Linked DNA regions of Homo sapiens: regions 2, 3 and 4 are each linked to region 1. The links are chromatin contacts, found by Hi-C or POLR2A ChIA-PET in ENCODE. All regions are on one chromosome and are shown on one strand. The core of a region is the stretch at or near the end of the contact, and the rest is flanking DNA. Distances in the headings are between cores, read along the strand shown.

The links. A loop is a pair of places that touch in the nucleus more often than their neighbours do. ChIA-PET counts read pairs that join two places held with the same protein, here RNA polymerase II (POLR2A). Pooled maps may share reads with other maps.
Region 2: a loop to region 1 is called in a pooled map, with 6 times the contacts of the local background. The contact joins the enhancer-like site here to the promoter of LAMP3 in region 1. A Hi-C loop is called at or near these places in 2 of 168 maps with a recorded cell type or tissue (K562 and PC-9), 14 of 37 single-sample maps with no recorded cell type and 13 of 50 pooled maps. POLR2A ChIA-PET finds 5 or more read pairs at or near these places in 4 of 52 experiments (BJ, Panc1, activated naive CD4-positive, alpha-beta T cell and 1 more).
Region 3: a pooled map shows a loop between it and region 1 (3-fold over the local background). The contact joins the enhancer-like site here to the promoter of LAMP3 in region 1. A Hi-C loop is called at or near these places in 8 of 37 single-sample maps with no recorded cell type and 6 of 50 pooled maps.
Region 4: a loop to region 1 is called in a pooled map, with 2.3 times the contacts of the local background. The contact joins the enhancer-like site here to the promoter of LAMP3 in region 1. A Hi-C loop is called at or near these places in 7 of 37 single-sample maps with no recorded cell type and 5 of 50 pooled maps.

What each region holds. Positions count from the first base shown.
Region 1 is chr3:183,161,371-183,164,546 of GRCh38, reverse strand. It overlaps LAMP3 (lysosomal associated membrane protein 3), which reads left to right and starts at 1,813. Exons shown (of 6, transcript NM_014398.4): 1 at 1,813-1,940. The coding sequence starts at 1,892. RefSeq lists a silencer at 1,603-1,812 and an enhancer at 2,425-2,634.
Region 2 is chr3:182,714,685-182,717,706 of GRCh38, reverse strand. No RefSeq gene overlaps it. Among named protein-coding and RNA genes, the nearest start is that of LINC02031, 72 kb to the right of the region's middle. RefSeq lists a cis regulatory region at 2,440-2,529. Within about 2 kb of position 1,411, at least 2 of the 41 ENCODE cell types and tissues checked have a DNase peak (open chromatin) inside an H3K27ac peak, as active enhancers do.
Region 3 is chr3:183,514,764-183,517,569 of GRCh38, reverse strand. The region is part of intron 2 of KLHL6 (kelch like family member 6); the gene reads left to right. Among named protein-coding and RNA genes, the nearest start is that of KLHL6-AS1, 33 kb to the left of the region's middle. RefSeq lists an enhancer at 961-1,240. Within about 2 kb of position 1,294, at least 8 of the 41 ENCODE cell types and tissues checked have a DNase peak (open chromatin) inside an H3K27ac peak, as active enhancers do.
Region 4 is chr3:183,578,604-183,581,529 of GRCh38, reverse strand. No RefSeq gene overlaps it. Among named protein-coding and RNA genes, the nearest start is that of KLHL6, 24 kb to the right of the region's middle. RefSeq lists a silencer at 315-609 and an enhancer at 1,280-1,529. Within about 2 kb of position 1,454, at least 6 of the 41 ENCODE cell types and tissues checked have a DNase peak (open chromatin) inside an H3K27ac peak, as active enhancers do.

The DNA.
Region 1 (3,176 bases), core at 564-3,063:
GGCCAGGAACTCGAGACCAGCCTGGGCAACACAGCGAGACCTCCTCTCTACATAAAATAAAATAAAATAGCTGGGCGTGGTGGCACGCGCCTTTGGTCCCAGCTACTCAGGAGGCTAAGGTGGGAGACTCACTTGAGGCCAGGAGGTCGAAGTTGCAGTGAGCCGAGATCACGCCACTGCACTCCAGCCTGGGTGATAGAGCGAGACCCTGACTCCAAAAAAAAAAAAAAAACGATATTGTGTGTTTTTTGTTCCAGGATTTTCTGGTCTGTAAAACCACCTGGGGCCAGGCACAGTGGCTCACGCTTGTAATCCCAGATCTTTGGAAGGCCGAGGCGGGCGGATCACCTGGGGTCAGGAGTTTGAGACCAGCTTGGCCAACACGGTGAAACCTGGTCTCTACTAAAAATACAAAAAATTAGCCGGACGTGGTGGCGCACATCTGTAATCCCAGCTACTGTGGAGGCTGAGGCAGGAGAATCGCCTGAACCCAAGTTTGCAGTGAGCCGAGATCACGCCATTGCCCTCCAGCCTGGGCGACAGAGTGAGACCCTGTCTCAAAAACAAAAACAAAAACAAACAAACAAAAACAAAGAAAGAAAAAGAAAAAAGAAAATAAAAAAACACACTGGGAGTGGGCATTATTATGTCCGTTTTACAGCTGAAGAATCCAAGGCTCCTAGAGGTTCCCCGACGCCGCACGCCGGGGAGTCGGCAGCGCGAGCTCCCAGCCAGACCTAGCGCCTCTGGGCTGTGCTCCTGTTGCTTCCCGCAAACCGCGGTCCTGGCGAGGCCTGGGCGTGGAGCGCGGCTGCCGCAGACTCCCTGGGAAGACATGGAGTCAGGGTGCTTAGGGGTTTTTAGGCTCCTGCTCGCCTAGTGGCTGGCTTTCTCCCGGCTGAGAAGCGTCTCTGGGTTCCCAGAAAGGTACCCGAGCTGTTAGAAAAGAGGAGACCCTGGGCCGGGCGCAGTGGCTCACGCCTGTAATCCCAACACTTTGGGAGGCCGAGGCGGGCGGATCACAAGGTCAGGAGATCGAGACCAGCCTGGCCAACAGGGTGAAACCCCGTCTCTACTAAAATACAAAAATTAGCTGGGCGTGGTGGCGGGCGCCTGTAACCCCAGCTACTCGGGAGGCTGCGGCAGGAGAATCGCTTGAACCAGGGCAGTGAGCCGAGATCCCGCCACTGCACTCCAGCCTGGCGACAGAGCGAGACTTTGTCTCAAAAAACAAAACAAAACAAAACAAAACAAAAGAAATAAAAAGAAAAGAAATAAAAGAGGAGACCCTGGCCGGGCTCGGTGGCTCACGTCTATAATCCCAGCACTTTGGGAGGTCGAGGCGGGCGAATCACGAGGTCAGGAGCTCGAGACCAGCCTGGCCAATATGGTGACACCCCGTCTCTACTAAAAATACAAAAATTAGCCGGGTGTGGTGGTGCATGCCTGTAATCCCAGCTACTCGGGAGGCTGAGGCAGAAGAATCGCTTGAACCCGGGAGGCAGAGGTTGTAGTGAGCCGAGATCGCGCCACTGCACTCCACCCTGGGCGACAGAGCGAGACTTCGTCTCAAAAAGAAAAGAAAAAGAAAGGAGGAGACCCAGGGTATGAGCGGAGGAGGCCGGCGCTGCCGGGACCACGCGCGTGCGGTAAACGGTCCCAGAGGCCCGGGCCCCGGCGGCTGCGCCGAGTCCCCGCCCCTCCCTGCTCCGTAGGGGTAGGAGGGGGCCGGCGGAGTTTCCCTCCCCGCCCAGCGGCCCTGGGCGGGCTTTTCGGCTGCTTCTCATAAGCAGGTGGTTTCGTTTCTCCGGCACAGGTAGGTTTCTCTGGCACCGATTCGGGGCCTGCCCGGACTTCGCCGCACGCTGCAGAACCTCGCCCAGCGCCCACCATGCCCCGGCAGCTCAGCGCGGCGGCCGCGCTCTTCGCGTCCCTGGCCGGTGAGTGGCCCTCAGCGCTTCCCGCGGTGGCCCTGACGTGTCGGTCCCCTTTCATCTAAACGCACTCTGGAGTCCCGGGCGCCACAGGACGGGCTGCGGGTAGGGAGGTGTGGCGCGTCCAAGGGCTTCCCAGCTGGAACTTGTTTTCCGTGAGTTACTCAGAGCAGGTGTCAACCCCAAAGACAGTGACACTGTCCCTCGCTTCCAAAAGGGTTCTGGACACCTTCTCAGGGAGAGTTTGTAGAGGTCACTCGGATTTAAGAGATGGAGACCTGAGCTAGGGTTTAGGAATGGGAGTCTTGGCTTTGTTATCCGGGAAAAGCGCTCCTGTCTTGCTTTTCCTTGCATCAGATGTGGTCTGACAGATTGTGCCATTTCAGAAAGGTGTAGGAAGAGTGTCAAAGACTTTTTTTTTTTTAAATGATCATTGTACTTCCCATCCCAGATGCCGTCTGGGACGCTGAGTTTATGATTATTTTATGATCCGACCCTCCGCTTTCTCCAGAGCTTTTCCCCCTAGACATTGAGTCCTCGGGTGCTGTGGTGTTGTCCCTGTGATGAAGTTTCCTGGTTACTCGAACGTCATGAGAGAACTGTCTCCGTCCCTACCGCCCGGCTAACATGCTCAAGCAGGGGGCGCGGTGGCCCTTGCTTGTAACATGAATGCTAGGAATGTTAGGGAAGAGGTGAGAAGGGTCGTGCCAGCTGCCCTTGCCTAGGCAGTTCTCCCCTGCGCCACACTTTCACACTTACAGTTTCAGGTTCTTTTAGGGGACAGAAGAGGAAGTCATCATCACGCTCCACAGGGCAAGCTATTAAAAAAGCAAAACAATCTCAGCCTAGCGGTAACCCACAGTGACCTGTATGTGAGCGCTCCTTGAATGGATGGATAGGCTCAGAAACACAATGGTATTGACAGGCCAGGCGTGGTGGCTCACACCTGCAATCCCAGCACTTTGGGAGGCTGAGGCCGGCGGATCACTTGAGGTCAGGAGTTCGAGACTAGCCTGGCCACCGGTGAAACCCCGCCTCTACTAAAAATACAGAAATTAGCCGGGCATGGTTGTGGGCGCCTGTAATCCCAGGTACTCGGGAGACTGAGGCAGGAGAATCACTTGAACCCAAGAGGCGGAGGTTGCAGTAAGCCAAGATCATGCCACTGCACTCCAACCTAGGTAACAGTGAGACTCTGTCTCAAAAAAAATAAATAAATAAAAATAAAAATACAGTGAGTAT
Region 2 (3,022 bases), core at 162-2,661, 450 kb after region 1:
TGTCTTGAGCTAGCTACAGCCTTTAACAACTAAGTAAAGTATACTCCTGTAAATAGGATTTGAAGCGTGTTTGTTTCTCTCTGCCTAGTTCCTCTAGAATTTGAAAACTAGTTATAAGTATTCTTAAATTACAACAATATAGTTTGCATCAATGCAACAAGAATCCATTTTCTTTTGCAACAGGACACAATTGGAAAAACTGGTTGTTTTACCAAGGCTTTGACTGGAAGGGTGTGTTCCCCTTTAAGGAGTCAGGCTTGACTTGTAAAGCCAATAAAAAGCACCTTAGGAAACTGGCCTCATACCTAGACTACAGCTTCTCAGTACAGGGCTCCTAGCCTGCGGTGAGTAAAGAATGTCACTTTCTAACAGGCCTAGAAACCCCATGCACCTGGAACCTCAAGAAGAAAGAAGTTTACCCAATTCGCATGTATTTAAAGGTTTCAACCCATTCCTGGGCTTGGCTTTAAAAGGTCCTATCTGAGATTCCTTATGGAAAAAGTTTCCATCAAAGCTGATCTAAAAGATGGTTATTCTTGCTGGACTTTATGCAAATAATCAGACCAAGTTTAAAACTAAAGTCTGTTTTGCAAACAGCTCAGTCCTACCATAAGTTGTTTTTAACAAAAATGAGGACTAAAGAGAGAAAAATTATGTTTTAAAACTTATACATCTGTCATTGGCTTGTAGTCTCATTAATTGTTTTTAAGTTCTTGCCTACATTTTAAACTAACCCTGTTTATTTCTGTCAATCTCTGGCTGCAGCTCAAAGGAAACAAAAAAGCATGGGTAATGTAAAAATCTGGAAACATGTTCTAGTTCTGGGCAATTATCCTACAAATACTGACAGGTAACCTATAACCCCAAGGTTTCCTTTTTTTCAGGGAAGGTGAGACCAAGGAAGCTAAACAAAGCCAAGCCCCATACACCCACTTACAATAGCACAATCCATTTAAATGGCTTGCAGGTATCAAACAAACTCAGTAGTCATGGTTATGGCCTATTGTGCCCCCATTAATAATGGCAGTCTTAATACTCACAGTTGAACCCTATATTCTAAGCCCCCTTGTAAACTTTATCTCTTCTCACCTAGAAACCACCAAGCTTCAAATGGTGCTTTAAATAAAGCTGAAAATGAAACCTCCCTTCTACCAGGAACCCTTAAATCAACCCCAGGAGGAGCCCTAGCTGCTGTTCCCCACACAATGCCCCTCTCCAGCAGGAAGTAGCCAGAAGAAGTCATCACCCAATTCCCCCTAACGGCAGTTAGGGATTCCATTTCAGAGGGGGGAAATATGTTATAGGAGGCAGAGAGAAATTATTTAGGTGAGTCCCTGGCAGAAAACTTTCCTTTTAACAAAAAGCAGCTCAGACATAGCTCCCTTTCTAATCTCATGCAGTTCAAAAAGTCACTTCTCTTCTAACAACAAGCAGCCTGAAAGAGCAAACAGTAAAACACAGATAAGACAGCTCCCACACAGAAGGAGCTGGGGAAAATCTCCTGGGTAATCACCAAACTTCACACCTATACAGTGGGTCTCAGTGAAACAGTGGGCCTTAATAAGCACATTCCTTTCCCTTTTAGGTGTACTAAGATAGGGAAGCTAAAAGCAGACTTGAGCCTGTAATCCCAGCACTTTGGGAGGCCGAGGTGGGCGGATCACTAGGTCAGGAGATCGAGACCATCCTGGCTAACACGGGTGCTTTCTGTATGTCAAGTGCCACACTATTAATTCTTTTTTTTTTTTTTTGAGACAGAGTTTTGCTCTTGTTGCCCAGGCTGGAGTGCAATGGCACGATCTCGGCTCACCACAATCTCCGCCTCCCAGGTTCAAGCGATTCTCCTGCCTCAGCCTCCTGAGTAGCTGGGATTACAGTCATGCACCACCATGCCTGGCTAATTTTGTATTTTTATTAGAGATGGGGTTTCTCCATGTTGGTCAGGCTGGTCTTGAACTCCCCACCTCAGGTGATCCGCCCACATCAGCCTCTCAAAGTGCTGGGATTACAGGTGTGAGCCACTGTGCCTGGCCTCACACTATTAATTCTTTTAATTTACTTACCCATCTTGTGAGATAGGTACTACTTTATTACCATTGTAGTTCCTGTTTTACAGAGGAGGATAGTAGACACACTAAGATAAAGTTATTTGTGAAGCTAACCACACACCTAGTAAGTGGCAGAGCTAGGGTTTGAACCCATGCCATCTGCCTTTGGAGATTCTAAGATGATAGACCCTCACTTTGGTATGACTTCCATCTGTGAAAGCCCCTCCTACAAAACCCCTCACTGCCACTCCATCCTAAAATCTAGATGGAGTCTCGGACTGACCACAAACTAGTTCACTTTTTCTCTTATTCCTTCCTCACAACTTAGACACTCAATGATCTTGTAGTTGCCAAAGACTAGGACTTTTTCAGTCTTTTTCTCACCACCTAATCTAAAGAGACACCTGTGGTCAGTTGGACCTTGTGGCTAACTCGCTGGAGAAATTGCAGTTGAAGTTGAAGGGCTACTCTTAACCTTCACATTTATCTTGCCCTGTTGATATCCACAGCACTAGGCATGGTATGTTCTTTGGAACACATGCCCAGTGAGTCCCAAAGTCACAAGGTTATTTGATTTATTTTATTAGCATGAGCTTGCTTATTGGCCCATTTTTAAATGCAATGTATTATGTACAGTTCAATGTACTATGGACAGGACTGCTTAAGTTAATTTGAACTAAATGTATAAAAATGTTAATGGTTAAACACTTTTTCCTTTTGAAAACAATTTTTAAAAATTTTAATTGTGGTAAAAACATACAATTTAGCATTGAAACCATTTTAAAATGTGTAGTTCAGTAGCATTAAGTATATTCACATGGCTGTGCCACAGATCTCCAACGATTAAGCACTTTTAAAACAATACAGTTCTAGGGGAGATATTACTATTTTTGTTAGGAAAGAATAAAATGTCTCAAATATTGTGAATTTAGACAACTGGAAAATATTGGTAGAGAACTTGGGAGGCTGAAATT
Region 3 (2,806 bases), core at 45-2,544, 350 kb before region 1:
TAGTGAGCAGGTCTTTTGCAGGTCTTAGTTCCTTCCTTTTCTGCCCACTCCATGAGGCTTCCAGGAACCAGCAGGTTTCTCAGCCAAGTCTAGAGCAAGGACTGAAAGGAGTGGCTAGAGGGAGCAGAGAATGCCCCTCCTGGGGGACTGTGAGACATACTGCCACGGGAACGGAGCTGGAGCATCGCCCGGGAGAGGGGAAGAGAGGTGAGGATGGAAGATTAGAATCAATGGTAATTCACAAATTTTTAGCATGAAGACCCCTTTTAAACACCAACACAGACCTCACAGGAGAGGAACTTTACTTTTAGTGTCTATTGCTGGAGAAGAAAAGTTTTGACAAAAAATTTACAATTGTCTGGGCACAGTGGCTCACACCTATAATCCCAGCACTTTGGGAAGCCAAGGCAGGCAGATCACTTGAAGCCAGGAGTTCGAGACCAGCCTGGCCAACATGGCAAAACCCTGTGTCTACTAAAAATATTATATAAAAATTAGCTGGGTGTGGTGGTGCGAGCCTGTAATCCCAGCTACTCGGGAGGCTGAGGCACAAGAATCACTTGAACCCGGGAGGTGAAGGTTGCATTGAGTTGAGATCACACCATGCACTCCAGCCTGGGTGACAGCATGAGACTCTGTCTCAAAAAACAACAACAAAAATTACAATGAATTCAGAAATACTTTGAAATAAATTTAAATGTTATTAATCTCATCACACCTTCACACATGCTGATTTGTCGGAGCTGAAGGTAAGAATATCAATGTCTTTATAGACCCTTTGCAATAACGCCAAAGCCACTTGGACACCATGATCAACAGAATTGCTGATGTGGACTAAAATAGGACTTCAGTGATTCTGAAGTGGATTTGAAGGCACCTTGAGGGAGACATGGAGTCACATGGGTGAAGTCCCCTAGGACCTCAGATTTTGGAGAACGTCATGGGGAAGCAGAGGAGGGGCAGTGGAGATGAGGAACAGGCAGTGCTTTCTCTTGGAGGCAGACACTTCTTGTGGGAACTGCAGCCACGTCTCAAGTGGTTTCTTTGATTGTATTTTTAGTCTCCTCATTTGAGAGTCAGGTGGCTGGCTGCAACCTTTTGCTCACATGTCCCCCCAAACAGGAAGCTGGCTGTCTTTTGCCATTATCTGTCATCTCTCAGCTCTGACAAACAAGTTCATGTGTCATCGGGACAGGCCGAGACAGAAAATTTACCTTGAAGTCTTGAATAATCTTGAATGTGAAGAAGCAAAAGCATATTTAAAAGAAACCCATTTCTGGTTCCCATGATTGCCCTGCGCATCATCAGTTTCCCAGCCATTGGTTGGGATCATGTGATGTTGCCCTACACCCCTCACACTAAAAGTGTTTATTGAAGTATATTTTGGAGGAACTTAGGCAACTTGGAGATCCCCCACCTGCCTCTGTCCTCATAAAGCCTCTTCAGACTCTCCTGGCATTTTGTTAGCTCAACAATGCAACAAGTTACAAAGGCACCACGATGCTGACTGGAGCATCAACTGTACTGCCTCCTAGCAGTGTGAACTTGCATCGCTCTTTGAATTCTCTATTTGCTCCTTTATACAAATGCTAATTCTAACACCTTCCCTTTTTTACCTGTTAAATAAAATACACTTGTTAAAAAATAAAATTTATTTGTTAAGTGAAATAATGACTGGGAATGTGTCTAGCACAGATCTTGGTGCATACTAAGTGATAAATATGTCCTTCCTCTGTCCCTCTTTCTCTTCTTTTTCCAGACTTTCTGCTAGATGCTGCTAGAAATAAATACCCAAGTATGACCTAGAAGCTGCTTTGAGATGCTTGTCTCAACTGACCTTAGTACTCTGGGTGCTCCACAAAAGGGGAAAGCAAGGTGCCCAGTGGAGCACAGAGGAGGGAGGGATTCCATGTTGGGGAATAGGAGAAGCCGTCAAGGAAGAAGTAGCTTTTAAGAATGAACTTCATGAATAGGTAGGATTTCTCTACAATTCTTCTTTTCCTTTTTATTTTTAGTTTTTTAGAGACAGAGTCTTGCTCCGTCACCCAGGCTAGAGTACAGTGGTGTGATCATGGCTCACTGCAAACTTGAACTCCCAGGCTCAAGCAATCCTCCCTCCTCAGCTTCCCAAGTAGCTGGGACTATAGGCATGCAACACCACAACAGGCTAATTTTTACATTTTTTGTAAAGACGAGGTCTCACTATGTTGCTCAGGCTGGTCTTGAAATCCTGGGCTCAATTGATTCTCCTACCTTGGCCTCCCAAAGTGCTGGGATTATAAGCTTAAGCCATTGTGCCCAGCCCTTAAACAATTATTGACCCAGAATTTTAAATGTCCAGAGGTGGGGTTCCAAGCACCGTCTAGTCAAGACTCTGGCTCTCTTCCTCTCTGGATCTTTTGACTTAGCTCTCTCTCTTGTGTTGGTTTTGTACTTAGGTGGAAGGATACCAGGGAGTAACTCACCTGTCCCCTGCCAACTAAGTTCCCAGAAAAATGCCACATGTGCAAATGTTCACATACTATTGTAGGGGTTCACAGACTTTCTGGATCGATCCATTGATCCCAGATGTAATAACTCTGAATCAAGAAAATAGCCCTGGCCGGGCATGGTGGCTCATGCCTGTAATCCCAGCACTTTGGGAGGCCGAGGTGGGCAGATCACTTGAGGTTAGGAGTTCGAGACCAGAATGGCCAACATGGTGAAACCCCATCTGTACTAAAATACAAAAAAATTAGCCAGGTGTGGTGGCGTGCCCCTGTAGTCCCAGCTGCTTGGGAGGCTGAGGCAGGAGAATCACTTGAAC
Region 4 (2,926 bases), core at 205-2,704, 420 kb before region 1:
TATGTCTAGTTCTGGATGTTTTTGCAAAGGGACTTTTTTTTTTTTTTTTTTGAGACGGAGTCTTGCTCTGTCACCCAGGCTGGAGTGCAGTAGCACGATCTCAGATCACTGCAACTTCCACCTCCCCGGTTCAAGCAATTCTCCTGCCTCAGCCTCCTGAGTAGTTGGGATTACAGGCACACACCACTATGCCCAGCTAATTTTTGTATTTTTAGTAGAGACGGGGTTTCACTATGTTGGTCAGGCTAGTCTCGAACTCCTGACCTTGTGATCTGTCTGCCTCGGCCTCCCAAAGTGCTGGGATTACAGGTGTGAGCCACCACGTCCAGCTGCAAAGGGACTTTTGAGAATGAGTCGTCTGAGGAGTGTCTGAGCTGGTGCGGGGCAGCTCCCTCGTTCTCCTCACAGCAGCAACCTGCAAGTGAAAGGGCTGGTCCTGCTGAAATAACACCAGCGCCTAGATAAAGGAACAACCGTGGGGACAGAATGGAGACCCTCAATGCAGAGGAGGCTGGGACTGAGAGCTGCAGGAGCTGTGTGCACAGTCCTCCCTGCCCTGCCCCATTTGCAGAAATCTCAGGGAGAGTCCTGGACTTTCCACAGGACACAGGAATGGGATTGCAACCTGTTTTATCTAGACCTTAAAGGAGCAGAGCTACTCCAGCTGACACCAGGCCACATTTCAAGTCAGGTTTATTGAATGATGTGTTGGAGGAAATGCTTAAGATTCTGCATTTTCCTTATGCCTGAACTCTGAACCATTACCAGTTTATGGACATATGGAGGTAGTTGAAGTCAAAGGATATAGAGATTAGCTTATTTTAAGATAGTGAGTGACTAGGATGAGGGGATTTGTTGACCTGCTTCTTGAGAAAAGTGACTTATTGGGAACTTAAGCTCTGAGGCACTCAAAGGCCAGTAGACTGCACTTCCTGAGTGATAGAACTTTGGCAAGTTGTCGGAACACTGACCTTGATACTTATCCAGGGAGGCGCAGCGCCTTAGTTTCAAACCGCACGACTGGAGACTGCTCATTTTCCATTTCTGTACTGCCGAGAGCTTGGTGAAGTCACAGGTTTTGAAGAGTTACAGAGTTATTTGGAGGAAATAAGTTGCAATCTTGGAAGAGATTTGAGGAGTTTGAATCATGCTTAAGTTTCTGTGGCTGCCGCCGGAATCTTAGGAAATGATTTCCATACAGCTTATTAATTTCCCAGAAAACTGGTTTCCCTAGTGATGAGTGTTAATTTACAAGACCTGTAATGTAACTGCATGGATGGATTTTGCACCCAATGAGTGGGCCACGGAGTGGGTGGCAGGGCCCCCCTGTGGGAGTATGCTGAGGGGGCGGACTGGAATTAAAATCGGTCCACTGAGCTGTGTACCCTTGAGGGAGGCTGCATCTGCGGGGGAGGAAGGGTTGCCGTTTTCGTTTTCTTTTTCTTTTTCTTTTTTTTCTGAGATGGAGTCTTGCTCTGTCGCCCAGGCTGGAGTGCAATGGTGTGATCTCGGCTTACTGCAACCTCCACCTCCTGGGTTCAAGCGATTCTCCTGCCTCAGCTTCCTGAGTAGCTGGGATTACAGGCACGAGCCACCATACCGGGCTAATTTTTGTATTTTTAGAAGAGACGGGGTTTCACCATGTTGGTCAGGCTGATCTTGAGCTCCTGACCTTGTGATCCGCCCGCCTCAGCCTCCCAAAGTGCTGGGATTACAGGCATGAGCCACCGCGCCTGGCCAGGGGTGCCTTTTTCTAACACATCCACCTGGAGGTACCTTCCCCAAATTTGCCCAAGGGTGGCATCTAAGCAGGCAATTGAAGGACCTTAGTAAATGATGCCACATGAGGGTAGGCATCATTGTCCCCCTTTGGCCATCCTGACATGGTAATGGGGGTGGGAAGCCCCTAAGCAGGTACCCACATAGAGAGAGGCCAAGGAAAACTTGGATGTACCTTCACATGGATCCCTCGAGATTGATCAGTTCTCAGTGGCTCTGAGAAAACTGAAATACTTTAGCAGATGTTATTTAACTTTGGAGAGCAAATTTCCGTACGTTTCTGAATTAACATGGGTTTACCTTATCAATGTATTGCATTTTCAAAGATAAAAATATATTATGCCTTTGGGAAGCTGAAGTGGGCGGATGACCTGGGGTCAGCAGTCCGAGGCCAGTCTGGCCAACATGGTGACACTCTGCCTCTACTAAAAATACAAAAATTAGCTGGGCGTGGTGGCGGATCACGAGGTCAAGAGTTTGAGACCATCCTGGCCAACATGGTGAAACCTCCTCTCTACTAAAAACACAAAAATTTGCTGGGCATGGTGGCAGGCACCTGTAGTCCTAGCTACTCAAGAGGCTGAGGCAGGAGAATCATTTGAACCCACGAGACGGAGGTTGCAGTGAGCCGAGATCGCGCCACTGCACTCCAGCCTGGCGACAGAGCAAGACTCCATCTCAAAAAAGAAAGAAAGAAACAAAAACCTAATTGAATTAGAAAAGCCACAATCGTTTCTCTTTAAATCGAGTGAGAGTACATACCTAATTATCTGTTGGGTGTACCCACATCCTGTTCTCACTTAGGATGAATTTTGGAGAAGAGCAAATTTAAAATTATTAGTTATTAAAATGAGAGGCTAATAATATCTAGACAACAGGTGGTACTCAAAGCACTTCTTGGTTGGTTTATGGAGAGCTCTGCGGCTTAGAGAGGAGGACCGTGGTCACCAGTTGAAGTGGGATACTGAGACATGTGATGGCTTAGAGAGAATCCAGTTACCTACAGTTCTTCATCATCGAGATGACCCTTGTATACTTCAGACTCAACTTGTCTAAATGTAAACCCATCATCTCCTTCCTCAAACTTGCTCTGCCTCCTGCACCTTCAGTAAAGGATATCACCATCTGTCCAATGCCCAAAGTAGAA